Linked DNA regions of Homo sapiens: all the other regions are linked to region 4. The links are chromatin loops, found by intact Hi-C in ENCODE. Cell type or tissue: OCI-LY7. All regions are shown on one strand. Each heading gives the region's core, and the rest is flanking DNA. Links, peaks and the distances in the headings are about the cores only. Region 1 has its middle 56 kb from the start of KPNA3. Region 2 overlaps CAB39L (calcium binding protein 39 like). Region 3 overlaps CAB39L (calcium binding protein 39 like). Region 4 has its middle 54 kb from the start of CDADC1. Region 5 overlaps CAB39L (calcium binding protein 39 like). Region 6 overlaps CAB39L (calcium binding protein 39 like). Region 7 overlaps CAB39L (calcium binding protein 39 like).

Region 1 (4,495 bases), core at 146-4,145, 550 kb before region 4:
GTGAATGTGATTTGATGCCCTTATGTGGTATCACTGGAAGGCAAATCCCTGGATGATTATCCATCATTGGGCACTATTTGCACTAATATTCTCCCCCAGTGGGTACCATGAAATCCTCCTTTTCCAGAAACATCACTTTTTCAAGAGTTCCCCTATTCCAATCCCATCCCTTTGCACTTCTTCCCTTGTGATTCTTCTCCCTCCTTTTCTTCTTCAGATATTTGTTAAGGGCCTAATGTGTGTCATGTACTAGGCTGTGAGTCTGACATGTGTGAAGAGCAGATGTGCTTGAAGAATAAGAAAAATAGGCCTGTTGTGGTGGCTCACGCCTGTAATCCCAGCACTTTGTGGGGCTGAGGCAGGCGGATCACGAGGTCAGGAGTTTGAGACCAGCCTGGTCAATATAGTGAAACCCATGTCTACTAAAAATACAAAAATTAGCCAGGTGTGGTGGCAGGCGCCTGTAATCCCAGCTGCTCAGGAGGCTGAGGCAGAAGACTCACTTTAACCCAGGAGGCAGAGGTTGCAGTGAGCCAAGATCATGCCACTGCACTCCGGCCTGGGCAAAAGAGCGAGACTCCATCTCAAAAAAAAAAAAAAAAGAATAAGAAAAATAGAAACCGAAATGGAGCCAAGATTGCAGAACTAAAGACAAATTGGGCCTCCTTTCCCTGGCAGCGAAGCAAGGAGAGGGCTTATCCTTCCTCTGAGGTGGAGCCTATCAAATGGTGATGGGAAGGTGCTCTAAGTCAATGGTTCTAATCTTGACCTCTCCTTAGAACCACCTGAGGAGTTTTTTTTTTTTAATCCAGTGTCTATACACATTTAATTGGCACAACTATGTCAACTATGTGCCAATTAAATCGTAATCTCTTGAGGTGAACTCAAAACCATATATACATACACACTTTTTTTTTTTTTTTTGAGACGGAGTCTCACTGTATCGCCCAGGCTGCAGTTCAGTGGCACCATCTCAGATCATTGCAACCTCCACCTCCTGAGCTCAAGCAATTCTCATGCCTCAGCCTCCTGAGTAGGTGGGATTACAGGCGTGTGGCACCACACCTGGCTAATTTTTGTATTTTTAGTAGAGAAGGGGTTTCACTATGTTGGCCAGGCTGGTCTCGAACTCCTAACCTCAGGTGATCCACCCGCCTCGGCCTCCCAAAGTGCTGGGATTACAGGCATGAGCCACCACGCCTGGCCCATCAATATATTTTTTAAAATTCTCCAGGAAATCCAATATACATCCACGTTTAAGAAGCACTGCTTGAATATACAGGTAACCATCAGGCTTGGGATCAGGAGTTATGGGTTAAATCCTGTTATAGGGCCAGGTGCAGTGGCTAATGCCTGTAATCCTAGCATGTTTGAGGGCCGAGGTGGGAGGATCACTTGAGCTCAGGAGTTCAAGATCAGCCTGGGCAACATAGCGAGACCTCATCTCTAAAAAAAAGAAATTAAAAAAAATCCTGTTATGAGTTGAATTACTTTCCTGAAATTTTATATGTAGAGGTTCTAACCCCTACACCTCAGAATGTGACCTTATTTAGAGCAGAATCTTTACAGAGGTAATCCAATTAAAGTGAGGTTATTAGGATGGGCCATAAGCCACCCATGTTTAGGTCATTACAGCAGCCCTAAGTGTACTAATACAAATCCTGAGGTAGCCACGTAGCCATGATTCCACTGTGTGCAATAACTTTCCTGAGAGTGCTTCACCATCTTATCAGAAAAACAATATTTAAACTCTCACTCACAGGTTACCGAGAGGTTTTTTGTTTTTGTTTTTGTTTTTTTGAAACAGTCTCGCTCTGTTGCCCAGGTTGGAGTGCAATGGCACAATCGTGGCTCACTGCAGCCTCAAATCTCCTGGGCTCAAGCAATCCTCCCACTTCAGCATCCCTAGTAGCTGGGGCCACATGGGGCCACAGGCGTGTGCCACCATGCCCAGCTAACTTTTTAATTTTTGTAGAGAGGGGTCTCACTGTTGCCTAGTTGGTCTTGAACTCCTGAACTCAAGCGGTCCTCCCTCCTCAGCCTCCCAAAGTGCTGGGATTACAGGCGTGAGCCACCGTGCCCGGTCTTACTGAGAGGTTTAAATGGGTAAAGTAAGTGAAAGCATCCTGCACAGAGATAGGAACGTAGTAGGTGCTCAGTAAATGTTTGTTAAATCTGAGTCTTTCCTGCCCAAAGAAACTTTTCCAGTTTAGCCCACCGTGGTCAGTTCAGCAGCCTGAGGATGCAGGCTAGTGCAACCGGATCCCCTCTATGGCTCCCAAAAAAGATGGAACAGCCTTTGTCCGCTCTAGTAAAGGGAAAGGGAAAGGTAGCCCCCTTTCCATGCAGTGCATCGGCTTAGGGCGCCCCAACGCTTTTCATTCAGCCTTGTCTTTGAAGCAACTTTTGAAGCCGACCACTAGAGGGCGGACAGTCTCCACAACCCGCAGCGGCGCTCGGCCGCGCTGTCAAGGAAAAAACGCGAGGGCTACTCCGGCTGCGGGCGGTGCTCGCCCCCTGTTATCCTCCACCGTCCCCGCAAGCCGTTTCCAGACAGTAATGCCGAGCGGGCGAGGTTCTCTGCGTGCCGGCGCGGCCCCGAACGTGCCCTGACGCCCAGTGTGCTACTTCACTTACTCTGAACAGTCCTATTGTTCCTCCCAGGTGAGTAAATTAAGGCTCAGAGACATTAAGCAAACGGCCGAGGGTCACACAGCTATGGGAATTAAATCCAGGCAGTGACACATGTCTGCCTGACTCCAAAACCAGCAAACACTTGTGGTCAAAATGAGCCCCGATGCCCAGCCCTACTTGCAGACCTACTCAGAGGCCCAGCAAGAGACCCCAGAAGCAAGGAGGATCAGAAGAGCCTCTGTTACCCTCCCTTCTCTCTCCGGAACCCCACTGCCGCTGCCACAGCCCTAAACCAGTGTTTGCCTCCACTGGTCATCTTTTTTACTGCCCTAACCTAGTCTGAAAATGAAGATGTTAAAGTAATTCCTTTTGTTTTTCTTTTCTCCCCCTTTGTATCCGTGAGGATGATCGATTTTTGCAGCCACTCCAAAGGAGTACTTAGGATGGTTTAGAAGCGGGTTTTAATTGCTTACTGCCTCTCCATTGAAGGAGCCAGGACCCATAAAAAAAAACAAAAACAGTGGTAACTACATGTACTCGGCTGCTGGTATCTACACTGCGGGGCAGTGGGAGAGGTGTTCCCCCAAGACATAGCCTTTCATGCCAGAAAAACTAACCAATTTGAAGTTCTATATCACTGAACTTGTATTTGGAGGCAGTCCAGGGGATATTCTGCATCTTCTTCCGGCAATCACCCATCCATCCCTCCCTCCCTCCCTCTCATGCAAGGCTCTGTGCTGTGGCTGTGGAGAGATGGCCCCAGCTAGATGTCTTTCCACCGGACATTTGTGATCCAGCACAGTGAAGCTCACTCTCAGGAGAACTGGTACCAAGAGCACGATCAGAAAACCCTTTTTTTTTTTTTTTTTTTTTTTTTCGACAGAGTCTTGCTCTATAGGCGCCCGCCACCACACCCAGCTAATTTTTTGTATTTTTAGTAGAGAAGGGGTTTCACCATTAGCCAGGATGCTCTCGATCTCCTCACCTCGTGATCCACCCGCCTCGGCCTCCCAAAGTGCTGGGATTACAGGCGTGAGCCACCGCGCCCGGCCGGCAATTCTTTTTAAGAGGATTAAAGCGATTGAGTAACACATGGGGAGGCTGGGATTCTGTTGTGCTAAACAATCCTGGGCCTGGGGACAAGGCCCTTGGTTTCTGTGTATATGAGATAAGGAACATGGGCTCCTTCCTGGCTCGGCCGATCTCTCATGTCACATGCTGGTATCATCGACTACCAGTCTTGAAACTCCTCTAATCGCTCTCCCGCCTGCACCAAAGTTCACAAGGCATAATGCTGTTCGTGTGCAAAATGAACTGTATTAAGACCCCTGGGCCGGGCGCGGTGGCTCACGCCTGTAATCCCAGCACTTTGGGAGGCTGAGGCGGATGGATCATGAGATCAGAAGATCGAGACCGTCCTGGCTAACACGGTGAAACCCCGTTTCTACTAAAAATACAAAAACAAAATTAGCCGGGTGTGGTGGCCGGCGCCTGTAGTCTCAGCTACTCGGGAGGCTGAGGCAGGAGAATCGCGTGAACCCAGGAGGCGGAGCTTGCAGTGAGCCGAAATTGCGCCACTGCACTCCAGCCTGGGAGACAGAGCGAGACCCCGTCTCCAAAAAAAAAAAAAAAAAAAAATACCCCTGGAAAAGAGACCCCAGGGCTGTGGCAGCCTCCTTCCCCTCCCCTCTGTGCATTTGTTCTTTTGTTTTGTTTTGCTTTTTTGAGACCGAGTCTCACTCTGTTACTCAGGCTGGACTACAGTGGCATGATCCTGGCTCACTGCAAGCTCTGCCTTCCAGGTTCAAGCAATTCTCCTGCCTCAGCCTCCCAAGTAGCTGGGATTATAGGTGCCTGCCAC
Region 2 (4,495 bases), core at 194-4,193, 100 kb before region 4:
GGAATTGAGTGTTGTGATCTAAGTCTTTGGTCACTGCAGCCAAATTTGCATTAGGCGATATTCAAAGCCCAGTAATGTTGTGACTTGCAGACTTGAGGAGATACTGCCTTGGTGGTCTTGGGTAAGATCCAGGAGAATTCCCTGGATTACCAGACAGTCTCGTGTTCTCTTCCCTTACTGAGTCTTTCTCTGTCTCTCCTTGCTGAGCTGCCTACAGTTCGGGGAGGGATGGTGCAAGCCCTCTTGTGACCACCACTGCTAGGACTATACTGCGTCAATGCTGGGTCACACGTGAAGCCAGCACAGTACTGGGTTATGCCCAAGGCCTGTAACAACTATTTCTTGGCTACTGCTGATGTTTATTCAAGGTCCAAAGACTAAATATAGTATATATAGTATACATTAGGTTCTTTTAAGTTTCCCCATAGTTCAGGGATTCTCTGTTCATTTTTATTTTTTTAAACTTTTTTTCTCTCAATGCTTTATTTTGATAAGTTCTGTCACTGTGTCTCCAGGTTTACTAATCATTTCTTCTGCGGTGTGCAGTCTGCTATTCATCTCATTTGGTGTAATTTTCATTCCAGAGTTTATAGGGTTTTTTTGTTGTTGTTGCTGTTGTTTAAAGATCTTAGTTGGCCTTATTTGTGATTCTAGAGTTAGGCAACACTTCATTCCATGAAACAGAATAAATGTTTTCTCAGAAATTGTAATTTTAATTCTTAGAAATCTGATGTAGATCTTTTTTATATCTGCCATGTCTCTCCTTAACATTCTTATCTTTCTAATACCTTCTTGAACCTATGGAAGATATTTTTAATAGTTTTAATGTCTTTGTATACTAATTCTATTATTTGTGTCATTTCTGAGTCTTTTTCTAATGATCGATTTTCTCCTTATGCATTATGTTTTCCTGCTTCTTTGCATGCCTGGTGATTTTTGACTGGATGTCAGATATTGTGAATTTTACGTTATTGTGTGCTAGATTTTAAAAAATTTATATAAATATTTTAAAATTTTACTCTGGGTTGCAGTTATTTGGAAGTAATTCGATCCTTTCGGGGCTTACTTTTAATCTCTATTAAGAGGGACCAGAACAACCTTTAATCTAAAACTAATTTGGTTCCGCTACTGAGGCAATATCCTTCTGAATACTCAACCCAGTTTCCTGTATATTATGAGATTTCTGCACTCTTGCTGTTGGAAAATGGAATGGTATTTAATAGGAATTAAATATACAAACAATCATAAATAATCTTAGTAATTATATGTTTTAAAGTCCTTGACTTGACTTTGTGCCTTTGAATCCACTATAGATTGATATACAGTCTCCCAGTTTTAAATTAACCTTGCAGTTATCCTAAGAACCACTTTTATAAATTCTGAATTTCTTTAATTATACTACAACTCTCGGAGTATAACCTAAGGTACTAGACACTTCATACCCTCAGTGATTTAGAATTATTTCCATTTAACATCTCTTTAAAAAGGAGAAATAAAACTCTAAAAATTATAAAACTACTAATTGAAAGAAAAATTGGCAGACTAATCTCTAGTCGTCTTTGATACCTATTTAATAGGTGCTAAGAAATAACCAAATAACTGTATAATATAGTTAAATTTTAATTCTACTTTAAATAAACGAGATCAAAACACCTATATTTTAAGGCCGACTTTTACTGACTTATTTTTCTTAAGGGATATAAACAACTGTTTATAGATGTTTACCTTTCACCTTACTTAAGCTTATATTCTTAGAGAGATTTTAATTCTGCAGAGAATAAGAATGTGTTACTTAATAATAGGTCTAATAACTACTTCTGTTCCTTCTGTACTTGGAAGATCCGTCAGTAGAAGGGCCCAAGACTTTTGACTGGGGACATAGTGGGAGATGGAGAACCTAAAAGTGTTCTGGGCTAAGGAACTGGAACAGAACTCCAAAGCAGGATCTGACTAGCATTCATACAGAGCCAGCACGTATTCCAAGCTGCATACATTGCCTCCTAATTCCAAAGAATCCTACAAATGCCATCTAAACCTGCCAACCACGAGCCCACTCAGCTTTCTACCTAATTCCTCATCCCCAAACCTTACAGAGAGTTTCGTAATTTTAAGATACTTTACTCTATAATTGTATGTGTATAATCACTTTAATAATTTTTTGTAGCCTTTAGACTTTGTAATTCTTATAAGAGGTGTTATGCATTCTGACCGGTAATGTTTAGGGGGAAAAAAAACCTTCTTTCCAACAGCAATAATTACATTTGGTTTGCACATACATGATTAAACTGCTCTTTTGTTTTTGGTGTCAATATTTTTCTATGTTCTTTATAATTTTCCCTTTTATAACTGCAAATTTTGGTCCAAGTTTCAAAATATACCGTATTAAGAAATACATTTTTTTCATAAAATTGCACAGTTTAAATTATAAGTACTCTAAAACCTTCCTTGCTTTTTAAATGTTAAGATTAAGTTTCTAATACAAGTACTTGTGTGTTTACTTGCTCCACTTTCTTATGGTTGGGAATAGCATCTTCCTTCAGGAGCTAGCATATTAGCAGGTGAATCTGTTATTATTACTATCAACATGACTTTTTTAAAAATAACCTTTATTTACATTTTTAAACAAGGTGGTCCAGCCAGTTTAATCAGTTGACAAAACCCCATGCATGAACAAGTATAAGACTTAAGACAGAAAAAAGTGATGAGAAAAAATTTTGTTTATCTCTAGACTTTTTTCTTTTTTGGCCCAAGAATTTATTTTGCCTCAGCTTTACACGCATTCTTGTGACGTTACAGGACTGAGGAGGGAGGAAGTAAAAGGGAGCTGTGACTGTGGTACGTATCTGAAAGCAAGTGTTAGAGAGGGAGTGGAGAACGCATAAGCAAGCTGGTTTGACCAGAAACAGAACTGCCTGTGACAGATTAAGAGACAAGCAAGGCTTGGAATCTGAGAGCAAGCAAAGAGAGTGGAAATTTACAGCTGCCCTATGTGAGTGTTCAAGTGATCATTTTCTGGTAACGTTTTCCAGTGGTAACTGTTACTCTTCAAAAAGAGGGACAGAAAGTCAAGACCTAATTGTGGAAACTCTTTTCTCTGCCACGCTTGGTAATAGGAGGCAACCTCTATTAAATGGACGATAAAGGCTACTTCATCTAAAGTGCTTTGAGCTCAAGAAAGAGCTGTCTTCAGCACCTCACCATGTGTCTACATTTTGTTGCTTAGAAAAGCCTAGGCATTTCTGTAACATTTGGTGAGTATCAACAAGGTTATCTATACTGGTTTATAGAAATGGAAGGAATATGGTAAACTTTAGTTTTAATTGAGGTTCTGCAGTTATTACTTATATATGCATTATAAACCATGCTGTTACCTTGTTTCTTTGTGCATAATGAATTGCTGTTACTAGGAGAGGTTTAAAAAAACTACAAAACAATACTTCTCTGTTGCCTAAGGCACTTGAACCATTACCAACTATTCTGTGTTCATGGAATATCTTATTTTGGAAATGGGTTTTTATTTACAAAGAGTTTCCAAAAATAAAATAGTGGCAGTACAGTATACCTTTTTTCATGTTTCTCTTTCAACTGCATGAAAATTAGAAAGTTATCTCTTTCTGTCTATTGTTAGTAAATTTTGAATTATCACTGTTTTGTATTATAAATTACAGCATTCTCTCATAATTTAAATAAAAATGTTGATACTGTTACTTCAAAGGATATATAATTTAAATGTTGACTGCTTCTTTTAGACCCAATAAGTGACACCTGATTTTTCCTACTTTATGTAAAATGAATGAATGCATTTGGGTTTCTAAGTAAGGAATAAAGCAGTTATTTTGTTCTTACAGTTTATACCAAGCTTTCCTCTCGTATAATCTTATTCTGTTGAAGAGCTAATATAACCATGTGTGTGTGTGTGTGTGTGTGTGTGTGTGTGTGTTTGTGTTTGTATAAGCAATAGAGCAAAGAAAAATAAACTCTTAAAAATATCTATTCACATTCCAATAAAACTTTTTTTGTATAATCTTAAAATAGGAGAGTGTATGCCAATTATATATATCTTTTTAAAGGCATGGAGGGAGGCATGTAATCATTGTTCTGTAGGAGGAAGAAAGTGTATGTTGTTAACTGTGAAATTGAGTCACTGCATGAGGATACACCACTCTAAGCAGAGTTTCTAATCTACCCTCTGCTAGCCTCAAAAAATATATATGTCTTTAGTTATTGATTCAAGTGAATCCTTTAAGGCAAAACAACTGAAATGAAAACTTCTGCAGAGTATCAGTAAACACATTAGAAGGGCTTGTACCCTAGATAGACCATAAAATGGCTGTAATTTCTCTAACATTTCCTCTACGTGTACAGAAGCCTGTAAAACAGGTTTTGTTTTGTGGGATTTTGCAGGTTTTAATTTTTTTTTTAGACTGTTGACCTATGTATAAGAAGCAGCTCAACTGGTCTGTGGGAACCTTTTCTGGGCTAGTTAGTATCTTGC
Region 3 (4,495 bases), core at 227-4,226, 140 kb before region 4:
TGAACCGTGGAATACTATGCAGGGAAGGAATGCAATAAGTGTTGAAAAACTAACTGTTGAGTATAATGCCCAGTACCTGGATGACAGGATCTGTCATACTCCAGACTTCAGCGTTACACAGTATACCCATGTAACAAATCTGCACATGTACCCCCAAATCTAAAAGAGAACTTGAAATTATAAAAAAGTAAATAAAATTCACCTCTTTCTATGTTTTCAGGGGAAAAAAAGAAATGAGATGGCTAGACCATAGAAGGAGGTGCAATGAGAGCAGACAAAACTCAATAAAAGATTAAGAAAAAGACAGTTTAAAGTGATGATTGCATTAGAAACCAAGAGTGAATATACATCACAGAAAGTACGATAAGAAAAATGGAAAAATGAAGAAAATAAAAAGATTTTTAAAAAGGAGTCAAGAGGTGACAAGACAGGCAAAGAGAGCCAGAATAAATATAAATGGAGTTCCCCAAATGTAAGCCCAAGGATAGTGGTGATGTTTATGTAACACTGAATATACTTAATGCCACTTATTGAATACTTTAAAACAGTAAATTTTATGTTCCTTATTTTACTACAGTAAAACAAAGCAAGCCAAAGCAATGGACCAGAACAACTATTAGGACTGTAATTCAAGAACGCTTAACATTAAAGTAGGTTTAAATGTAACATATGTTGAAAGGCATACTGTAAACCTGGAGAAATCAACCCACAACAGTTAACACTGAGATGTGGTCCTGTAAAATTGTTGGATTTTTAAAAATAAACCCTTCTTGCATTGATGGGGGAAATAAAAAGAGCAGGTCACTTGCAAAGAAAATCAGATTGGATTTTTGGTGGCAACATTTTATGTCAGATATTAAGAAAGTATTTATTCAAAGAAATAAAATAATTCCTATCTCACCAAACTACCCTTCAAGAATTCAGGGCATTGACAAACATTTATAAACATGAAATAATTCAAGGAAAATGGCTATAATTGTTCCCATGAATCCTTCTGAAGCGTATACTAGAGAACAAATTTCAGACAACCAAGAAATGATTGGAAAATCTTCAACATAAGGTCAGGTGGTGAGCAAATCAAATATATTTTGTGTGTAGCATCAAGATTAAAAGATGAGGATAATGATGATAGAATAGTATATAAATATTACATGGTCTGACATTGTAGAAATAATATAACCCGCAAAAAAATGGGAGGAAAAGAGGAGGGTGAATGAGAAGTAGAATAAGGTTGTTTGCCTTTTAGGCATTAGCTGGGAGAAAAAAGCCCTTGAAGCTGACAGGTGGAAGCTTAAACATACTCAGAAGTGCAAGATAGAACACTAATAAAAATAATACCAGCTGGACACGGTGGCTAATGCCTGTAATCCCAGCACTTTGCGGGGCTGAGGCAGGAAGATTGCTTGAGCCCAGAAGTTTGAGACCAGCCATCCTGGGCAACATGGCGAAAGCTTGTCTCTTAAAAAAAATAAAAAATAAAAAAATTAACTGGGCGTAGTGGCACACACCTGTAGTCCCAGGTACTTAGGAAGCTGAGAGAGGTCGGAGGATCTCTTGAACGCAGGAGGTCAAGGCTACAGTGAGCTGTGATTGCGCCACTGCACTCCAGCCTGGGCAACAGAGTGAGACCCTGTGTCAAAATAATATTAAATAATAACCAGCAATTTGCAGGGAAGCTTAAATTTCGCTTCTGAAGGTTTGATAACTGAGTTGGCTGAACTAAACTAACAGTAGGTTAACAAGAGAAAACCCATACAAATTTATTGATATGTAAGCATACATTAATAGCTAGCAAAATGTCTATGGGCATGCAGGGAAATCAACACTGCAGTCTAGCAGAATCCATGGAGAAGTGGCAAGCAAGGTGGAGACTGTAAAAAAAGAGGAGAGGTTGCAGGACCTAGGGGTAGCAGAATACAGATAATTCCCAGAAAGAGAAAGCCCCACCCTGGATAGAGAAGTGAGAAGAGGTGTAAGATCCATTAGACAAAATAAGAGACTTGAAAGAAAATGAGACCAAAGACGCAGTCTCATGAAAGTACTGCTTCTGGGGAAAGGAAAGAGGGTGCCTTGGAAGGGTCACCATCTACCTGGAGGCTTGGTGATAGAGAGAAGGGGTAGTAGAAATTAAGGATCTTGGTGAACCAGAATAGAAAATAGATACTCATTTCTCCCACCCAAAAAGGAGTCATTAATTAAAAACAAACAAACAAAAAAACACTTTATTAGGTACTATTTACTAAGAAATCCAGTTAAGTCATCTAAATTCCTTGCTTCTGCCTATACACAACTATATCTGGTTTAGGAAAAATAAAATATTTCAAGATGAACAGAAGATGGCAGGCAACATCCATATAAAGTTACTTTAGCTGGAAAACAAAATGATAGTCAAAACATTTCAACTGGGCTGGGCACAGTGGCTCACAGCTGTAATCCCAGCCCTTTGAGAGGCCAAGGTGGGCGGATCACTTGAGCCCAGGAGTTCGAGCCCAGCCTGGGCACTATAGTGAGACCTAGTCTCTACAAAAAATAAGGAAAAAAGTTTTTAAAAAATTTTAGCTGATGAAAAGTCTTCCCGAAACATCCAACTATAGCACTAAAGAAAACTACAGCACAGTACTCCTACCAGAATTTAAAATATCCTTAAACTAACATTTGTAGAGATAAAAAGTCTCAAATCCAAATTCAAAACTGCAAAACAAATGGACAAAAAGAGGAAGATATGAAAAGTGAATTTACTGAACTCAGGAAATAAAATAAATCAAAAGAAAAATCAGCTTTTAAAATGAAGTTAAAGCCAGATGCAGTGGTGCATGCCTGTAGTTCCAGCTATTTGAGAGGCTTGAGCCCAGGAGTTTGAGGCCAGCCTGGGCAATATAGAGAGACTCCTGTCTCAAAAAAAAAAAAAAAAAAAAAAAAAAAGTCATAAAGAAAGAAATGAAGCTAAATTCCAAGGTACATAAGAAAAGATTGGACTGAATATAAGGAGCATTGAGAAAAGGTATGAAAACAACCAAGATAATGAAAATTAAATGAAGAAAGGTTAAAAAGTAATAGAAAGTGATTGATATAGAAAATAAGTAAAAGTAGAGTTCCTAAGAAGAAAAAAACAATAGCAAAGCTAATAGTTAAGTTTCAATCCATGAAAACATTCTGGAAATAAGAGATGACTCCAATCTACATGTTGAAAAGGCTCATTGTGTACTGGGAAAATTGATCCAGAATGGTCAGTTCCAAGTCATGTCCTAGTAAAACAGTTGGACTTTCAAAATGATGAAGAAAAATTCCTCTGGGCTTCCAGACAGAAAGGAGAGGTTAGCAACAGACTTCTAAACAGCAACATACAAAGCAAAACAGCCATGGAACAACATGTTTAAAGTCTACGAAAGTATAAGCCAAAGATTTTATAACTATGACTCATTCTTAAAGAAAAACCATGATAAATCCTACTATATTAATAAAAAAGTATTTAAATAGTGAAAAATGCCACGAGCAAAGTCAAAAGGCAAGCGACAAAGCGGGGAAAAATATTTGGACTTATATCACAAAGAGCTAACCTCCTGGATGAAAACACCTTCGTAAAATTCCAGGCAAGTAAGACCATCAACCCAGTAGGAAAATGGGCCAAAGATATGAAAAAGAAATGCACATGACAGACATATAAAAGATGTTCCAGACTGGGCGTGGTGGCTCACACCTATAACCCTAGCACTTTGGGAGGCCAAGGTGGGCAGATCGCTTGAGGTCAGGAGTTTGAGACCATCCTGGCCAACATGGTGAAACCCCACCTCTACTAAATATACAAAAATTAGCTGGGTGTAATGGTGAGCACCTATAATCCCAGCTACTGGGGAGGCTGAGGGAGGAGAATTGCTTGAACCTGGGAGGCGGAGGCTGCAGTGAGCCCAGATCATGCCGCTGCACTCCAGCCTGGGCAACACAGCAAGACTTCATCTCAAAAATAAAAGATGTTCCACCTTCAGTCATACAAAGAAAAATATAAATTAAAGCTATGTTAAAGCATTTTTCAACAAAATCCAAAAGTTATACAATAGGCCCTGTAGACTGTGGGGAAATAGGCACTTTGATACATTGCTGGTAAGGATACATAAGCATAAACTGCATGGGAGGGAATAGTCAAAGGGAGGTTAGTCATAGCAGCATATTACTTGCATTTGCAAAAGATTGGAAATAACTAAAATGCCCATTAATAGAGAACTGATTGCATAAACTAAGGTGCATCCAGACAGTACAACAGTCTGCAGGTAGATTGTGCCCCTTCCAAGTCACCGTCTTTCCATAGAGGTCATAAAAAAGAAGGGAGAAAGTCTCTATATACCAATAGAGAATGATCTGTAGAATACAATAGGAAGTGGAAAAAACAAAGGCATGGAAAAGTATGCAATGTATCCGCAGAAGGAAGGAGCAGGGTAAAGGTGCCAACAACAGAAGAGAGATTTCTCTAAATGGAAGTTGTTTCTATAGTTTTAACCCT
Region 4 (4,495 bases), core at 296-4,295:
ACAAAGGGTGGTTGAACTCCAGGCCAGGGCCTAGCTGTGTCACCCCAGCCCCGCCCTGGGGAAGTCTTGACCAGGACCCCAGCATCAGGGACAGATGATGCTTATATAATCACAGGACTCTTGGGGAAAACGGGCAAGGCCCTAGGTGCAGACTGGTTCTTCTGCAGGGGAAAAAGCCTCTGCCCTTTTCCCTGGGAACTGAGCATGACATTCCCATGGCTGTGACCTGCTGGCCTGGATGAATGAGGCTCTGTGCTACCAAGCGTGTGGGAGGAAGGAAGAGGGCGTGCCTGCAGCTGCCTGGTGGCCTCTGGCAGCACCAGGCGTGTCCTTCACCTTGACCAGGGACCATTTCCAAGCCGGGTGGCTTTGTTCAGTTGTCAATGTGCTATGCCCATCAGAATCAAGATGTGGCACGTGACCTGCAGCCAGGGAACAGGCACCCGTATAAGAAGGCCAGGGCAGGGCGGGCATGACAGTTTCCCTCGCACCTTCAATTCCCTTCTTGGGTCTTGGCTCTTCTTTCTAATGTCTTCACAAGTTTTCAGGTAGTTCCTGCACAAGATGTGCGTCACCCGTCAAAAAAGCACCATTTATCCCTCAGCTGCCCCTCCAGCCCCTTTTCTGTCTCTCTGCCCTCCTTCAGGGCAAAACTTCTCCAATTTCTCCACGAATGGGCTACACCTCCTCACCTGTGATGTACCTCACAACCCACCCATCTCTGGCTTCCCCACCTCCCTGGAAGATGCTCTTCCCAGGGCTATCCAGGGCCTCAGAGCCACCAGATCCAGTAGCGATTTCCTGTGCTCATCTGACCCCTCAGCAGCAGGTGACAGAGCTGGTGGCCTCTTCTCCAGGCCCTCTCCTCTCCTGTCGCCCAGGCAACCTCACCCTCCTGTGCTCTCTCAGCTCAGCCTCCTCCACCTCAGAGCCGAGCACTGAGCACCGTTGTGCCTGGACTCAGTCTCCTGCGCATCTCCTCTCCATCTCCCTGTCTTCCTGCAAGGCTTCAGGTCTGTGGTCTGTGCGTGCCCCACCGTGGCTCCCACCTCTGTGGCTCCGGGCCGACTTCGGCAATCTCCAAGCTCATGCATGCACTCACCTGCTGGCTGGATGCCTCTCAGGCTCCCTCTCTCCAAGGTACAGTTCAAAATATGGCATGTGACTTCCTGTCACTCCCTGCACCTGGCTTCCCCAGCTCTGCTGATGCCCCTGAAATTCCCCCAGTTGTTCATGCCAGAAACCCAGGAAGGCACATGAGTTCTCTCTGCCTCTCACCTGCAGCCAATTCATCAGCATTTCTGCTTCTGAGACTTGTGTCCCATCTGAGCAGCTCTCTGCATCTGCATGGCTCCCACCTGGACTGCACCCCATCTCTGCAAGCATCCAAAGTGATCTTTTCATAGGTCGCATCTGGTCATGGTTCTCTCCTGCCCCCAAACCCTCTAGTGGCTTCCCTTGATGCACAGAATCAAACCCAAAGCCCTGACCACTGTCCTTAAAGCACACAGGATCAGGCCGAGCCTTCCTCCTGCAACAAGTCCAGCAAGCCTGGCTGCTTTTCCATCCCTCCCAAAGGGCCTTCCCTGATACCGTTCCTTCTGCTGGGAATAGTCTTCCCAGCTTTCTTCACCGGCTGCTGCTTCTCATCCTTGCTCTCTCAGCTTAAATACCCACTTCTGGGCTTCCCAGGCCCAGCACAGGAGCCTCCCGCCCCAAATACCTGCTGTCTCTCCACTAGGGTGCAAAACTCCAGGGCAGGGGCAGTGTCTGTTTCCCTCATGAATGTATCCCCAGGGTCTAGCCCAGTGTCTGCGACATAATAAATGCTCTATCGTGAGTGAATGTACGACTCATTCTTTACAAAGCACAATTTCACTTTCCTCTTTCTCTCCTCACTCCCTGGCCCCCTCACATCTTCCAGGTGACCCTCCCTTCCCTCCCATTCCCTCCCCCTCCCCTCCTGTTGGGTGGCTCCTGCCATTCTGTCCCCTGCCACTCTGCCCTCATTCTGCTCAGTTCACTTACATTCCTCTGTCCCCTCCTTTATTCCCTTCAGATGTCACCTTAGACCTTTATCATTTCTCATTCTGAACCAACCAGCAGCCATCCAATTCCCTTCTTCCTCCCTCCATTCCACACGGATGCTGGAGTGACTGCTTTAAGATGCAAATAGGGGCTGGGCGCAGTGACTAGTGCCTGTAATCCCAGCATTTTGGGAGGCTGAGGTGGGAGGATCGCTTGAGCCCGGGAGTTTGAAACCAGCCTGGAAACTGTCTCTACAAAAATAAAAATAAAAAATTAGCCAGGTGTGTTGGTGCACACCGGTAATCCCAGCTACTCAGGAATCTGAGGCAGGAGGATCACTTGAGTCCAAAAGGTGAAGGCTGCAGTAAGCCGTGATCATGTCACTGCTCTGCAGCCTGGGTGACAGAGAGAGACCCTGTCTCAAAAAAAAAAAAAAAAGCAAATATGATCGTGTGGCCTCTGCTTAAAGTCCTTCTATGGCTCCCTATTGCTCCCCAGAAGTGTTCCTAAGGCCCTTCGTGGTCTCTGCCAACCCCCTACTCCTCCCTCTCCTTGCCCACGAATGCTACAACCATCTGCTGCTCCCCAGTGTGCTACACTCTCCTCTGCGCCCCCGCCCTGGAAACTCCAAACCCCATAGAACCCAACAGTGCTCACATTTCCTAGTTTCACTTCTAAGCAGCACCTGCATCAATTTCTGGGACATGCAGCCCTCTAGTGGCTAAAACAAGTAACAGTCTTTACTGTGTTCCTGCTGGGCCCTTTCTATTCAACATTATCGATGACTTGGATGGGACACAAGTAACACATTGATCAAATGCCTGAGTGACCCTGGTCTCTGAGAGCGACGCCTAATTAGTGTCTGAAACAAAATTAGCAAGCGGTAGGACAAGCTGCAGTGTTGGGTGCAATCTGACCATGCCTAGATTTAATAAGGATAAATGTGAAGTCCCACACTAAGGTCTGCAAACAAAACTCCAGCTCTGCAGGTAGAAGCATGGGTGCCCAGACAGGGGGTTCTGGTGACCCTAATGCCCTGTTGGGCCGCATCGCTTCTCGCCTGGACTCCTGCAACACCTCTCTGGCGGGAACCCTGGCCACTCTCCCCTACGCCAGTCTTTCCTCACGTGCTGGTGATCATTGCTGTGAATCAGGCCCCCGGGGGAGCGGTCTAGGGGCGTGCACACACAGCTGCACCTGGGAAGAGACGCAGGCTGGGAACAGTCGTCAGCACTTTGGTGGTCCTCGAGGTCCTGGGAAAGGATGGGGGCCCTGGAGAGGAAGCAAAGAGGTGAGAGGGCCCAGGAAGAGCCATGGGAGGAGAGGAGAGAGATAAGAAACACAAGAACAGGTCGAGGCCGACAAGAGGTAAGCGTTATGAAGCCAAAAAAGGAGAGGTTCAGGACGAGTTGATGCTGCACACTGAAGGCCCAGGGCCCAAGCAGGGTTAGGCCACTAGGAGTTGGGGAGCACCTTCCCATGGGGAGGGGGAGCAGAAAGGCAGCAGTGGTTTGTGGAATAAACAGGAGGAGGATGTTGAGAAAGCTAGCACAGGCTTCCAAGTAATGAAGGGAAAGGAACCCCGTGGGGAAAGGGAAGCTTTTTGAAAGTTGGAGAAATGTATTGCTTAGCAACTGCAGCATAACCAGCCCCCTGAAACGCAATAACTTAAATAAAACCAATGTTTTCTTCCTAAGTCTGTGGGGTGGCTGGGAGTCACCTAATCTCGGCTGGGCTAGCTGGGGTGGCTCTGCTCCGGATGTTTGGTGATGGCAGAAACGCAAAGTGGAAACACACAGGCTTCTTGAGCCTAATGTCGAAACTCACACGAGGACATTTCCATCTTATTCTATTGAAAACAAAGTCCCCCAACAAGTTCCACCTGCTGATGGAACTGGCAAAACATGTGAAAGGGAAGGGTGAAAAATTGGGGCCACTGATGCCTTCCACCACAGGAGACATGCGGAGTTGTAATGGGAAGAATGAAGACATCAGAGGGAGAGGCTGGACAAAACGAATTGCATATTGTGCCGGGCGCGGTGGCTCACGCCTGTAATTCCAGCACTCTGGGAGGCCGAGGTGGGCACACTGCTTGAGTTCAGGAGTTTGAGACCAACCTGGGCAACATGGCAAAACTCCATCTCTACAAAAAATACAAAAATTAGCAAGGTGTGGTGGTGTGCCCCTATAGTCCCAGCTACTCGGGAGGCTGAGTTGAGAGGATCACCTGAGCCCAAGAAGTCGAGGCTACAGTGAGTCGGGATCACACCACTGCACTCCAGCCTGGGCAATAGGAGTGACATTCTGTCTCAAAAAGAAAAGAAAAAAAAATGAAGTGCATATTGGGAAAATTATGAAAGGCATTGAATTTGGAGCAGATTCATGTTCTGGCTCTGCCAATCGTTAGCAGTGTAGCCTTGGGTAAGTCGTTTAACCTGAGACTCCATTTCATTATCCGTACAGTGGA
Region 5 (4,495 bases), core at 114-4,113, 120 kb before region 4:
AATAAGGTTGTCGTGTATGGGAAGAGAGTTGCTTACTTGTTTTTATTTTCTGGTTTTTATGAACTTTTACCTTTACAGCAACTTAGGGTCTGACTTCCCTTTCTCTCCTACTAATTTTTACTCTTTTTTTAAAAAATGATTTATTTTATTTTTTGTAGGGATGGGAGTGTTTCTCTGTTGCCCAGGCTGCTCTGGAACTCCTGGCCTCAAGTGATCCTCCCACCTTGGCCTCCCAAAGTGTTGGGATTATAGATGTGAGCCACTGTCCCTGGCCTCTAATTCTTACTCTTAATTCAGAATTAGGTACAGCTGTTCTGCTTGCTTCACTAGAGTTAGGCTTCCAGTAGCTGACCTTTATTATTATATTTTGTGATCTGCACAGGCATCATCTCTTTAAGGCAGTGGTTCTCAAAATGTGGTCATTGGACCAGCAGAATCAACGTCCCCTGGGGACTTGTTTGATATGCCAATTCTCACCTGCCCTAGATTTATTTAATCTGAAATTCTGCGGAAAGGACCCAGTAATCTGTTTCACCTGCCGTCCAGGTGATCCTGATGATACTAATGATAGAGCATCAATGATCTATGGTATAGTCCTTCATGAGTAGCACAGCTGTTTCTTCCTCTTTTTATCCTCACCCAAGCTGTATCACATTTCTGCATTAGGTCTGTGGATTTTGTTTTTTCCTAGTTTTTACGTATAACTTGGAAAAAATTCTGTACACTGAGAATGTAAAAATAACATTTTCTAGTGTTCTTAAAAATGACCTAGTATCATCTCATTCATAAATTATTTTGGTGAGTCTTTCCAGTATATTTTTTAATACTTAAAGATTGACTTTTAAAATGCTTTTGGTCTTGTAAGAATTGCACGGTAACTAATATTAGAGAATAATAAATTTGAGAAGTGCAAGGAATTCATTCCGGTTGCTTCTAATCAACGGTAAGTTTAAGAAATAAAAAAGTAAGGGAAGCCGGGTGCATTTATAGTCCCAGCTATTCAGGAGGCTGAGGTGGGAGGATCACTGAACCTGGGAGTTTGAGACCAGCCTGGGGGACATAGTGAGACTCATCCCTCAAAAAAAAAAAAAATTAAGGGAGAAATACACTTTAAAATTATATTTATTTATTTATTTTGAGACAGAGTCTCGCTCTGTCTCCCAGGCTGGAGTGCAGTGGCACAATCTCAGCTCACTGTAACCTCCACCTCCCAGTTCAAGCCATTCTTCTGCCTCAGCCTCCTGAGTAGCTGGGAAGACAGGCTAATGCCATTATGCCCAACTAACTTTTTGTATTTTTAGTAGAAATAAGGTTTTGCCATGTTGGCCAGGCTGGTCTTGAACTCCTAGCCTCAAGTGATCCACTCACCTGGGCCTCCCAAAGTGCTGGGATTATAGGTGTGAGCCACCACGCCCGGCCAGAAATAAATTTTTAAATGCCGACTTTTCCTTGGGCTAAAATTCCTTGGAAATACTTAACTCTTTCCTTTATCACAAAGTTTATAATTTATAAATTAGTAAAGGCTTTTACTGTATAAGTGCAATGTCAGTGGAGTGTTAATCTGAAGGGCCAGAAGATTTTGAGAGGAAAAGAAAATTGTTGCACAGTCAAGCTGTTTCATCTCAGTGTTGACATCTTTTGATTGTCTTTAATCATTCAGTTTGAGATCTTTATTGGTTCTTGGTATAAGTTATCCCTCTCTCCCCGCCCCCATCAAACAAATGGTATATCTCTTTGTGATTAAATAAGTGATTTTTGACTGAAACTTGGACATTTGTGTATTATTATTATTTTTTGTGTGTATTATGTTATAAGACTCTGGGTCTTACTTAAATCTGTGTTTTAGCAGGCACCCTCCAACACTACTGCTGGGGGTAGACAGGGTTGCCTCATTACCACCAGAGGGGCTTGGTTCTCTCCCTGTTCTCAGTTGACCACCTAGGGGAGGGGGTTTGCTTGTTACTGCTGGGTAGAGGAGGAGGTTCAGGCTCTCCACTAGGCCTCCACTGGTACCCCTCTCATTAGGAGGTAGAGGAGTGCCTTATTACTGCTCTCTGATGGACCTCCACTGACACCATGTGGAGGGGAGGCCTTGGTACTGCTAAGTGGTGGTGAAAGTCCAGCACTCAACAAGTCTCCTCTGGCACCACTCCTGCAGTCGGGGGAGGAGCACCTTGTGACTGATGCGTGGGCTGCAAGTCCAGGCTCCTAAAGTGGTCTCCACTAGCGCAGATGGGAAGGGGGATATTAGATCATGCTCAAGGGGGATGAATGTCCCAACTTTCCCCTTGTTCCCCATTTAGGGAAAGAGCTTGGGGTGCCTCCTCTTACAGCCAGACAGGGATGGAAGTCTAGGCTTTCCACTTGGTTTTTGCTGGTGGGGGTCGGGTGGAGTTTCACTTTTTTCTGTGGTGTTTGTCTGGAGTTATTTATTGCCTTTAAGTTTTCTGTCTTGCTGCCCCTTTCATGTTCCTTTGGCTAGAGAAAGCAGTCTTTTTCCAGGGGCGGGCAGAGAGGGGAGGCAGTTTCTTTGCACTTGGTGTTCCTGGGTTGCTGGCTTCACCAGTATCCAGAGTGGGATATAGAAAGCAAAAATAAGAAAATTCAGGATATCATTACCATGTTTTCTCCTGGGTCCTGAGGTCCCTAGCCAGTTTGTCGTCTCTCCACCTTTCAGAATCCTTTTGGTTTTAGTTGAAATATAATGTACAGATATTTTGCTCACTAGTTCAGATCTTATTCTTTGCCCTTAGATATGATTATTATTTTTTTCTTCATGCAGATGTGTTCTTCGCTTGCTAAATTTATTTCTAAGTCCCTTAGAATTTACTGTTATATTAAATGTAATAATTTTTTTTCTGCTTTGTAGTTCTACTTACTGATTCTTGACCTTATATGCAGCTATCTTTCAAATTCTCGTAATTCCAACAGTAATACTGATGCTTAGCATTTCTAATAAAGTTAGAATAATGGGTGTTCTAGAATTCTAGGATACATTAATTCTATCTCAATAAAGCAAACACATTTTATATAATAAACATAATGTACATGGCTTTTGGTTTTACTTAGAAGAATAAAGAAAAATATGTCTACCCAGAAGCCCCTACTTGCATTTTATTGTCCAGGACTAAGTCACACTGACTCCTTTAGCTGACATTCCAGCTACTTGGGAAGCTGAGGCGACAGCCTGGAAAATTGAGCTTTTATACTGTTTGGCAAAGTGATGAAATAAACAGCGTTTTGTTAGGGAAGAAGTGGAGAACAGATATTGGAAGGCAATTAGCTGTCTCTAATACATTGATAAAATATATAACTATAACTGCAAAATGCTAATAACCCAGCAGAGGAGTAGATTTGGGAACATAAGATGAAAAAGTCAACAAGGTGAGGATAAATGAAGTTGTATCATTAAAGTATATTTATGCATTATTTTTCAGAACTGAATTTACTTACATAGAGAAATATGGCAAGACAAATCTATATGTTAGCCTACTTGTCAGTTCATTGGGGCCTCCTTTTTTTCTTGACAGTGCTGTAGAAATATTAATAAAATCTTGTACATTAAAGAATATTAAAATAATTGTCCTTTCACAGATATCTAAATGGATGTCTGCAACTTCCTTAAACTTGTCATCCTCTAATCTAAAGTTAATGCGTTTAATATAATATTTCTTATTTTATGATGGCTGTGATTGAATAATGTGTTTAAAACCTGGACAAATTGAAACATAGAATGAATTTAATTAATCCTATTTACTGTTTATTGATTCTTTTGACTTAAGTACTGGGATTGCTGATCTTGGCCCTGGATTTTAGAGATAGCTTGCTCTTTTGCAACTGTGGCATTCTTCTATATGATATGGAATAAAAGAAGGAAAAAAAGTAGTTTGAGCTCTTTGTTCAGATTTGGCGGGGTGGGGAGGGGAAGGTCATAAAATCCCGGTTAAAGTTTTCTAGATCCACCATCTCTTGCAAAATATGAACCAAATAGATTAAAATAATAAAGTTTGGGGTTTTTGTTGTTGTTGTTTTGCCAATTGACAGTACTGAAGCTGAATTTGAAAACTGTGATTCAAGCACTGGAAATTTTACATTTTGAATTTCATTTCTTCTTCTTCCTATTTTTTGAGACAGGGTTTCTTTTCTCTCTGTTGCCCAGGCTGCAGTGCAGTGGTATGATCTTGACTCACTGCAGCCTTGACCTCCCGGGCTCAAGCAGTCCGCCCACCTCAGTCCTCTGAGCAGCTGGGACTACAGGCATATGCCACCACATGTGGCTAATTTTTGTATTTTTTTGAGAGACAGGGTTTTGCCATGTTGCTCAGGCTGGAATTTCATATTTTTTAGTGGAATAGAACTTTATGATTCAAAGGAGGAAAATAAGCTTTTGAAGAACTTTTGAAAGACTTGATATTTATCGAATAGTTCTTTGAAAATATTTTGATGACTAAGGGTGGTTCACGCCTGTAATCCCAGCACTTTGGGAGGCCGAGGC
Region 6 (4,495 bases), core at 332-4,331, 93 kb before region 4:
TGAATGGGACTCATAAAAAGCTCCTCACAACTTTTCCATTTCTGTGTAAATTGCCCATTTTTAGAAAGTGCCTCTCCCTCAAATTTGGTTAATAAAACTTATAAAAACAAGTTATTCTTAGTCATTTTTAACTGAAAAAGGGATTGTCAGTGAAAGTTGTTATTTATACTTTATTGTTTCACTCATATCTATAGGTTTTCAAGTACAAAATTCAGTTGTGGTGCTTTGTAATTACATTTAGGATGCATATTTTAAAATGGAAAAATTGAAGCATAGAAGATACTGATTGGAAGATTCTTTGACATATATAATATGGTTCATAATGATATGGTATTATTACATATATAATGATATGCTTTGTAACTTAACCATCTCTGTGAAGGCAATTCTAAATTATGTTTTTTGGGGGAGAGTCTTCTTGGATACAGTAGCAAATACAGTAGAACTTTAAGGTGCACTTTTTTGTTTTAAGATTTTCATATAATCAAATGCACCCATTTTAGGAGAATGGTTCAATTAGTATTGACATATGTATGTACTCATGTAACCTCCATCCCATTTAATTTTAAAAAATGAATCTTACAGGCACAATTTTTTGCCATGTACACTTGATTTCATTTCTTTCTATCTGTGAATCCTATTTGGAATACAGGTAAAGGAATAGCATCCCTGACCTTTTCTGAATTTTTTTTTTGTTTTTTTGAGATGGAATCTCGCTATATCACCCAGGCTGGAGTGCAGTGGTGCGATCTTGGCTCACTGCAACCTCCGCCTTCTGGGTTCAAGTGATTCTCCTGCCTCACCCTCCTGAGTAGCTGGGATTACAGGCGCCTGCCACCACACCCGGCTAATTTTTGTATTTTAGTAGAGACGAGGTTTCACCATGTTGGCTAGGCTGGTCTCAATCTCCTGACCTCATGTGATCCACCCACCTTAGCCCCGCAAAGTGCTGGGATTCCAGGTGTGAGCCACCGCGCCTGGCCCTGAAATTTTTTTTTATGTGGTGGTAGGTTTATTTTAATTTTTTTAGTTTAACAGAAGGTGCCTGTGCCTTAAGTTAAATTAACAAGCTCTTAAGAAATCATTTTGGAAATGTTCCTGTCTAACTCATTGTTGATTGTAAAATAAACTTATGTGAGGAAAAGAAGGTTCATTTTTTAGTTGTCTTTCTTAAAATGAGTTAGCAGTTTGGTTATACCTCTGGAAATGTTGAGACATCTCTTTTGGCTTCAGATATAAATTTCCCACTCCCTTCAGTTTTCCTGGGAAAACTTTGACATTCAAAATGTTATTTTTTTAAGTTTTTTTTTTTGAGACAGAGTCTCACTGTGTTGCCCAGGCTGGAGTGCAGTGGCACAAACATGGCTCACTGCAGCCTTGACCTCCCAAAGTGTTAGGATTACAGGTGTGAGCTACCGCACCTGGCCTCAAATTATTATTGAATAGCATAGTTAGAGATTAGATATTAGACATTTTTCCCTTTGAAATATTTTAAGTGGGATAACAACAAGGGCATTTAATGCTCCAAGTGGCTATTCCCCTCTTCCCCTAGGTCCTCTCCTACCCCCCTGCCCCCTGCCAACTCTCCTTTCCATTTATGTCACTGAACATATTCAGATGACTCAATTGGGTGGTTGATTTTGGGCCATCTTCAATGGTGCTCACACACAAGTTAGGAATATGAAATATTTTACTGTGTATTAGGAAAGAGAATGCTGCCAAAATCTACTACAAAATCTACAGGGTGTGAGTTCCCTGGGAGCAGAGTTGGATGATCTTTTTTGGCTTTCTCTCCAGAATCTGAGCCAAGTACTACTCTTTATGAAACTTTATAGCCAAAGAAATCATGTTTGAATAATGCTTTGAAAAGACATGACAGGCCAGGCGTGGTGGCTCATGCCTGTAATCCCAGCACTTTGAGAGGCTGAGGCAGGCAGATCACAAGGTCAGGAGTTCCAGACCAGCCTGGCCAACATGGTAAAACCCTGTCTCTACTAAAATACAAAAATAGCCGAACGTGGTGGTGAGTGCCTGTAATCCCAGCTACTCGGGAGGCTGAGGCAGGAGAATCGCTTGAACCCGGGGGGCGGAGGTTGCAGTGAGCCGAGATCATGCCATTGCACTCCAGCCTAGGCAATAGAGTGAGACTCCGTCTCAGAAAAAAAAAAAAAAGAAAGAAAAGACATGACAATCAGATATTCCACAGTTTGAACTTAAAAAAAAAAGGTTATTTGTTTATTCATTCAAAATACCATTTAAGAGAGACATTTCTACTATAAAAGCATTTGCATGATCTATTATACAAGCTTCGGAAAAAACAGAACATTTGAAGAAAGAAGGAAATTAAGCATCCACAAGCAAACTACATTACTCAGAGGCAATCACCGTTAACATTTCAAAATTATTTTTTCTATACATAGGTTTTGTGTGTTTGTGTTTTTGTTTGCTTTACATAGTTGTAGTTATGCTCTGTAATTTGGGATGTTGTTTTTAACATTAACATTTCCATTCTATTTCACATTCTTTGGAAATATTTTCCTAGACATATTTCATCAAATTTAATAAGTCGCTGGTTTTAAGACATATGGTTACTTTATGTACAACCGAGAAAGAAAAGAATCTGCCTGTTAGTGTAAGGCACCAACAATTGTAAGACACACCTAAGCTTTGAAAATGTTAAAATGTAAAATAATTGTAAAAAGTTTAAAAGTTTAAAAAATCTGTGACATATGCTAATGTTCCATCAACTGGGTATATCACAATTTAATTATTTCCCTCTGTTAGATTAGATATTTCTCAGTTTTTTATGATAAAAAATTGCAGTAAACATTTTTGCATGTAAAGATAATCCTTTATTTTAGTTTATTTTCCTAGGACAGATTACCAGAAATGGAATTACTATAAAGCCAGAGGTTGTGAACATTTTAAGGTTCTAGATTCATATTTGTCAAATTATTGTCTAATTTATATCTGCACCAGTAAGAAATGAGAGCCTGTTGCAAAATACCATCAATAGAATTGAGTTTGTCAAAACAACAAAAAACTTAGTAACATAATGGACAAAATAGTCTTTCACTTTGAGTTTGCATTTTTTTTTATTATAGAGAATGGTTAAACATTTACTAATATGTTCATTAACTGTAATTCCTCATTTATGGTTTTCACTTATCTGTATGTTTCCTTAATGATTTTCTTAATTGTCTTAAAGAGATCTTTTGTAATGATATTAGCCCTCCATCTTTCAGATTCATATCACAGAATTCTCTAGTTTGTTGTTTGCCTATAATTTTTTTTATTATTTATCTATAGAAATTCAAATTTTTGTGTTTGTGGCATATTCGTATTAACTTTGATTTGTTGGTCTTTTTCTTTGAAATTTATTTTATCACTTATAAAATTACAGAAACTATTTCACATCCAGAAATTTGAAAGTCACTTATATTAACATCTATATCTGAGCTGTGTTGTTCATTGATGTGTTTGTTTCTTGTGCTATTACTGTGTTACAGTACTTTATAACACTTTTCATTTCATTTCCTCCTAATTTTCCTTTTTAAAATTTGTTATTCTTGCTTATTTAGTATTCTTGACTAAATTTAGATACCAAAAAAATTTTTTTGGACATTTGATTGGAACTGTATCAAACTGTGGACTTTAAGAATAACTGACATTTAAATAATATTTATTCTGTCTATTCAAGAACAAAATAGAGTGTTTTTTTTAACCTCAAATCTTTCCTATCTTAATTATGTAGGTTTTCTCCACAGTCTCTTTATTATTTCAGAAAAAAGAAATGTGCTCATTATAAATAATGCAGAAAAATACCTACATGAAGAAAGTTAAACCATCACAAATCTCATAATTTAGATAATGTCATTAAGATTAGCTAAGCCACATTCTAGAATCATTCTGTGACTATAAGATTAAAAGGATGGCTAGCTGAAGGGATGAATAGATAAATAGACACATACATCTATAAGTACATCTTCTATTTCTCTGTTTTATTTGTTAGTTTTCTATTTCAGGAAGAGTAATTATCCTATTTTCGAAATTAAGGTTTTGTAGTTTTTTAAAATACAGATCTGGTATAGATTTTGTACATATTTAGTTGGCAGTATGATCAAAATATGCTTTTCATTATGTTTTCTGACTGGCAATTTCTTATATGTGAAAGCTGTATGTATATTTATCATGTATTTGACTACTTAACCTAATTTCTACTAATTTCAGTTGTTCATATTTTTAGGTATATAATCATATTGTCTGTTAATTACAATTTTGTCACATCCTTCCCAAATTTTGTAGCATTTATTTATGTTTTATATTTTAGTGCATTGATCACAACATATGGTAATGATAGCGTGATTGTGATGACCTTTGTTTTATACCTCCTTTTAGTAAGTATGCCTCCATTAACCATTTTTTTGTAAATTGAGCTAAGATTTGTATCTCTCTTGGTTTTAATTTTATTAGATAACTTTTTCAGATGCCACTG
Region 7 (4,495 bases), core at 166-4,165, 70 kb before region 4:
GATGATTCAAAACTATTATGAAGATTTGTTATTGTGATAATAAGATAGGCAATTCTTAACTTTATTTATTCAATTGACGTGACACATACCTAGAACATAATTATAAGTGAATGTGATACTCCATAGATGCAGCCGTTATCCTTCTCTAGCCTGTAGAAAAATATATACTTCCTGGTTGAATGAATAAATGAATGAATGAAAAGGAGTGAAAGTTTAGTACAGTTCCATTTTAAGCATTCCAACTACATACAGTATTTTCAGGAAGGAGGCAGCCAGCATTCCTAGCATTATTAGCCTACTTATAGAAATGTACTATGTTATCTCTATGAACTGGAGGCATGGATGATCAGCCTGCAGGCAGCAACTCTCCTTCTCAAGCCTAAAGTATCTATGTAAGCTACTGACAGCTTGATAAAATTCCTTCTGACTTCAGACTTACTCCAGCGACACAGAACCCCCACCCCCATGTCTCTTGGTTCATGGCTTGCACTGGGACAGCCACTTCTGTGTTACCTTGAGTACGAGGACTGTGTTTGCCACACCTAGTGGCATGTTAATTTGTGAATTGTTTGAATGAATGTAGTAATGAGAATGAGATATCAAAGCAGAGGTAAAAGAATTGGACCAAAAGAAGGTATTGGGACATACCAGTGAGCCATTTTTCTGAAGGAATCAGTAAATTGTTTAGAAGATAATTCAAACTCTTTGGGGTGATGATTATATGATTTCAGTACGTGAATAGCCTCTCCTGGTGCTTCTTTGGATAGCAGAACAGTCATTTGACTGTAAAATTTCTGGTATGTTTTGATAACAGAAAGGAAAAATTATTATTTTAAGGATGGACTACAGCTTTTGCCAGATAACCTAGGAGAATGGCACATTCCTTACAGAGAAAAAAAGTGAATTTTTGTTTAGAAGATACCTTGATTGGCTTTTTTGTTAGTTTGAAAGGCTGAAGTCTCTAGGCAATGTCTGTAAGGAAAAGACTGAAAGAAAAAAGCTTAGATTTCCTTGGCAGAGAAAAGTAACAGAAATTTGAGAAATGCCCTCTTTGGCCAAGGTTGATAGGAGTAGGAAATAGAAGAAAGGAGAAAGGTTTGGAGGGAGGGAGAGAGAGGTATCCAGAACCATGACAAAAGGAAGATGTTCATGGAGAAAGATGATCAGGAAGACTGAGGAACCTTTCATAAAAGTGATCTGTAGACTTCAGCTTGAAGGTGTTTCTGCACTGTGCTGTGATTATCCTTTGTTCACCTTAAACCTTTGTAAAGGAACTTTGTACTAATAATACATGTTGAGGCCGGCGCAGTGGCTCATGCCTGTAATCCCAGCACTTTGGGAGGCCGAGGCGGGCGGATCACAAGGTCAGGAGATCGAGACCATCCTAGCTAACACGGTGAAACCTCATCTCTACTAAAAATATAAAAATTAGCCGGGCGTGGTGGCGGGCGCCTGTAGTCCCAGCTACTCTGGAGGGAGGCTGAGGCAGGAGAATGGCGTGAACCCAGGAGGCGGAGCTTGCAGTGAGCCGAGATTGCACCACTGAACTCCAGACTGGGCGACAGAGCGAGACTCCATCTCCAAACAAAACAAAAACAAAAACAACAACAAAAAACAAGTTGAGTGAAGAAGGGGTGGTTTTCTACACTTGGAGTAAACTGAGTGCTGAAAAAATAAGCAGTTGCAGGAAACAAGGCAATGAATGGGGGTTGAAGGGCGCTGGGAGCAGGGGTTTGGAACCCTGAGCTGACAGCAGTGATGGTGGCTGGCAGCACTGACTTAAACTGGATGGCAGGGACTGACTCAGGAATCTTTGACAAACCTACTTCTCTGTCAGGAATCTAGAGGAAAGTGGCCCACTGGGGTAGGGACAATACTGGAGGATCCGGCTATCATCATGTGAATAATGGCTAGTTAGGAGGTCGGCCTTTGGGTTAAATAAAAATCTCATTATGTAGCTATAAATTTTTATCTAATGCTTTAAGCCTTAAAATTGCAGACAGAAAAGAACCATTTCAGCACACTATTATGAGGTTCAAAAAATGATTTGTGGCTGAGTTTGCAAGGCTTCTGATTTTTATGGGCTCAGGATCAAACTCAGCTGTGTTTTTTGAGGTTTGGCTACTATTCAAGACACAGCTTTAGACTCTTTGATGTTTTGAAACACAACGTGATAAGAGATCAAAGGAGGGAAAATGTATTGCCTGTAAGGTCTGATACATTCATTTTAAAGGCAGGTGTGCCTTGCAAAACCAGGGTGGATGCAAAGTGAACTGTTCAGGCTGAATAAGCAGCTCAAAGAAGCAGAAAATTGTCTTCTATGGTAACTTAATCCCTAATGATTATTTCTCGCTACATTAAAAAAAATTAGCAAAACAGGCCCAGTGCAGTGGCTCACGCCTATAATCCCAGCACTTTGGGAGACTGAGGTGGGAGGATTGCTTGAGCCCAGGAGTTTGAGACCCCCCTGGGCAACATGGCAAAACCCTGTCTCTACAAAAAATAAAAAAAATTAGCAGAGTATGCCTGCCTGTGGTCCCAGCTACTCAGGAGGCTAAGGTGGAAGAATCACCTGGGCCCAGGTGGTTGAGGCTACAGTGAGCCAAGATTGTGCTACTGCACTCCAGCCTGGGTAATAGAATGAGACCCTGTCTCAAAAGAAAAAAAAATAGCAAAACAAACACTCCAGGATCAACTTTTCCACTTTTCATTAAGCCATTTTGTAGTCCTACATTTTGTAAATGTTTATCCTCTAATAATCTTTTTCTATTCCCTGGACCTGATTAAAGTGGCCCTTGGCCAGGCGTGGTGGCTTACGTCTGTAATCCCAGCATTTTGGGATACCTAAATTCAGGAGTTCGAGACCAGCCTCGCCAACGTGGCAAAACCCTATCTGTACTAAAAATACAAAAATTAGCCGTGGCCATGGTGGCATGCACCTGTAATCCTAGCTACTTGGGAGGCTGAGGCAGGAGAATCGCTTGAACCCAGGAGGAGGAGGTTGCAGTGAGCCAAGATCGCACCATTGCACTTCTGCCTGGGCAATAAGAGTGAAACTCCATCTCAAAAAAAAAAAAAAAGAAAGAAAAAGAAAAAGAAAAAAAAATGGCTCTTTACCTTTGGTTTTATTACTGTAAAAATATAACAGAAATCATAAAGCCTTAAAATACCAGCTTTAACTGTACATTATACATTTAACAATTTGAAATGCTTACTATGCGTGTCAGCCATTGATTTTATTTAATTATGTTTGGTCTTGATTTTATTTGATTGTGTATATATTTTGTGCCCCTCACTGGACAAATTAAAGAATTTACAATCTCAGGTAGGGAAATACTATGTCATAGAAAATGGCATTTTATGTTATCATTACCCTATTGCCCTAAAGCTTAATGAATATAAGCTTTAGAAGGCCTTTATCCTATAAAGGAATATAATTTATGGGTGATTAAAAATGGCATTTGGCATCAGGCTCTTAATTAGATGTGAAACCTGTTAATTGTTTGTAATAAAATTAAGACAGTGACCATTAGTTTGATCGTACCAGACATTTTAAGGAATGTAATCTGCATAAGGATGAAGACTGCTTGTGCTGTGTATAAAGTGTTGTGTCTGCCCACTCCCTCTGCTTTCTGGGGAATGCTCCCTCCTTCTCCACTCACATGGTTACCATGGGAACAACCATTTTGGGTGATATGACACCCTGGACAACACAAAGCTGAATGATCTGCAAGTGGATATCTGACCAAAAGAGGGCCAGAGGCTTTCTGCAGGAATTCTGGAACTAGAACTGAGACAGAACCCCAGTGTTTAGCCAGGTGCTAAAGATAGTAAATGCAGTTTTTCCATCAGTGGTCGTATTTTTCACTATGTGGCCTAAAGAAACAGAAGAAGCCAGCCTGCAGAGAAAATAGAATGACAAAGATATTGGGGCAGTGGGGGAGATAATCTCCCATATAAATTCCCACAGATGGATTTCATGTAATATATAAATTTAATATATTTAAATTTTTTTGAGAGCAACTTTGAGCTAGCTTGTAGTTTCATTCCCTATATCTTTCCCAATATCTATAAATTAGTCCAATTTGAATTTTAGTCCCCAGCAAGATCCCTCACTAATCCATTCAGTGGCTACCCCTCACCCGGTAGACTGTTCTGCCTATCCACTTCTGCTACTGAAATTCAGCACAACCACTTGCTCCCACCCACCTCAACTCCCCCGCAACACACCAGCAAGAATAGAGAAGTCCCTGACTTCACTGGCTATAATTTTCATTTTTAAAAATTATGATACAATTTATAAATAGTAACATTCACCCTTTTTAGTGCACAGTTCTGTAATGAAGAACAACAGTTCCATCACCCTAAAAAATTCTCCTATGCCGGCTGGGCACGGTGGCTCACGCCTGTAATCCCAGCACTTTGGGAGGCCGAAGTGGGCAGATCATGAGGTCAGGAGCCCGAGACCATCCTGGCCAACATGGTGAAACCCTGT

What was found. Peaks named below come from ENCODE experiments on the same cell type or tissue, not always from the same donor. Only the 100,000 strongest peaks of a DNase experiment are listed, where the experiment ranks them.
Region 1: it touches region 4 in a loop (9-fold over the local background); 20 of 110 quality-filtered maps call a loop at or near these places.
Region 2: it touches region 4 in a loop (5-fold over the local background); 10 of 110 quality-filtered maps call a loop at or near these places.
Region 3: a loop joins it to region 4, with 6 times the contacts of the local background. A loop is called at or near these places in 100 of 110 quality-filtered maps.
Region 5: it touches region 4 in a loop (6-fold over the local background); 87 of 110 quality-filtered maps call a loop at or near these places.
Region 6: a loop joins it to region 4, with 12 times the contacts of the local background. A loop is called at or near these places in 10 of 110 quality-filtered maps.
Region 7: it touches region 4 in a loop (3-fold over the local background); 6 of 110 quality-filtered maps call a loop at or near these places.

What each region holds. Positions count from the first base shown.
Region 1 is chr13:49,846,084-49,850,578 of GRCh38, reverse strand. No RefSeq gene overlaps it. Among named protein-coding and RNA genes, the nearest start is that of KPNA3, 56 kb to the right of the region's middle. In OCI-LY7, for the core only: CTCF peaks have their summits at 2,210 and 2,410 (motif pointing right); a DNase peak (open chromatin) is centred at 2,438; H3K4me3 peaks cover 701 bases.
Region 2 is chr13:49,399,889-49,404,383 of GRCh38, reverse strand. All of the region lies in intron 3 of CAB39L (calcium binding protein 39 like), which reads left to right. Among named protein-coding and RNA genes, the nearest start is that of CAB39L, 42 kb to the left of the region's middle. In OCI-LY7, for the core only: CTCF peaks have their summits at 2,273 and 2,545; a DNase peak (open chromatin) is centred at 2,863; H3K4me3 peaks cover 2,169 bases; H3K27ac peaks cover 2,207 bases.
Region 3 is chr13:49,434,981-49,439,475 of GRCh38, reverse strand. All of the region lies in intron 1 of CAB39L (calcium binding protein 39 like), which reads left to right. Among named protein-coding and RNA genes, the nearest start is that of CAB39L, 6.8 kb to the left of the region's middle. In OCI-LY7, for the core only: a CTCF peak has its summit at 2,315 (motif pointing right); a DNase peak (open chromatin) is centred at 2,355.
Region 4 is chr13:49,299,584-49,304,078 of GRCh38, reverse strand. No RefSeq gene overlaps it. Among named protein-coding and RNA genes, the nearest start is that of CDADC1, 54 kb to the right of the region's middle. RefSeq lists silencers at 112-406, 2,652-2,946. In OCI-LY7, for the core only: CTCF peaks have their summits at 1,453, 2,534 and 2,735 (motif pointing left); DNase peaks (open chromatin) are centred at 1,418 and 2,718; H3K4me3 peaks cover 398 bases; H3K27ac peaks cover 1,214 bases.
Region 5 is chr13:49,419,215-49,423,709 of GRCh38, reverse strand. All of the region lies in intron 3 of CAB39L (calcium binding protein 39 like), which reads left to right. Among named protein-coding and RNA genes, the nearest start is that of CAB39L, 23 kb to the left of the region's middle. In OCI-LY7, for the core only: a CTCF peak has its summit at 2,066; a DNase peak (open chromatin) is centred at 2,079; H3K27ac peaks cover 273 bases.
Region 6 is chr13:49,392,915-49,397,409 of GRCh38, reverse strand. All of the region lies in intron 3 of CAB39L (calcium binding protein 39 like), which reads left to right. Among named protein-coding and RNA genes, the nearest start is that of CAB39L, 49 kb to the left of the region's middle. In OCI-LY7, for the core only: no CTCF peak of the experiment used is centred there; no DNase peak of the experiment used is centred there.
Region 7 is chr13:49,369,775-49,374,269 of GRCh38, reverse strand. All of the region lies in intron 5 of CAB39L (calcium binding protein 39 like), which reads left to right. Among named protein-coding and RNA genes, the nearest start is that of CAB39L, 72 kb to the left of the region's middle. In OCI-LY7, for the core only: no CTCF peak of the experiment used is centred there; DNase peaks (open chromatin) are centred at 479 and 2,209; H3K4me3 peaks cover 3,112 bases; H3K27ac peaks cover 4,000 bases.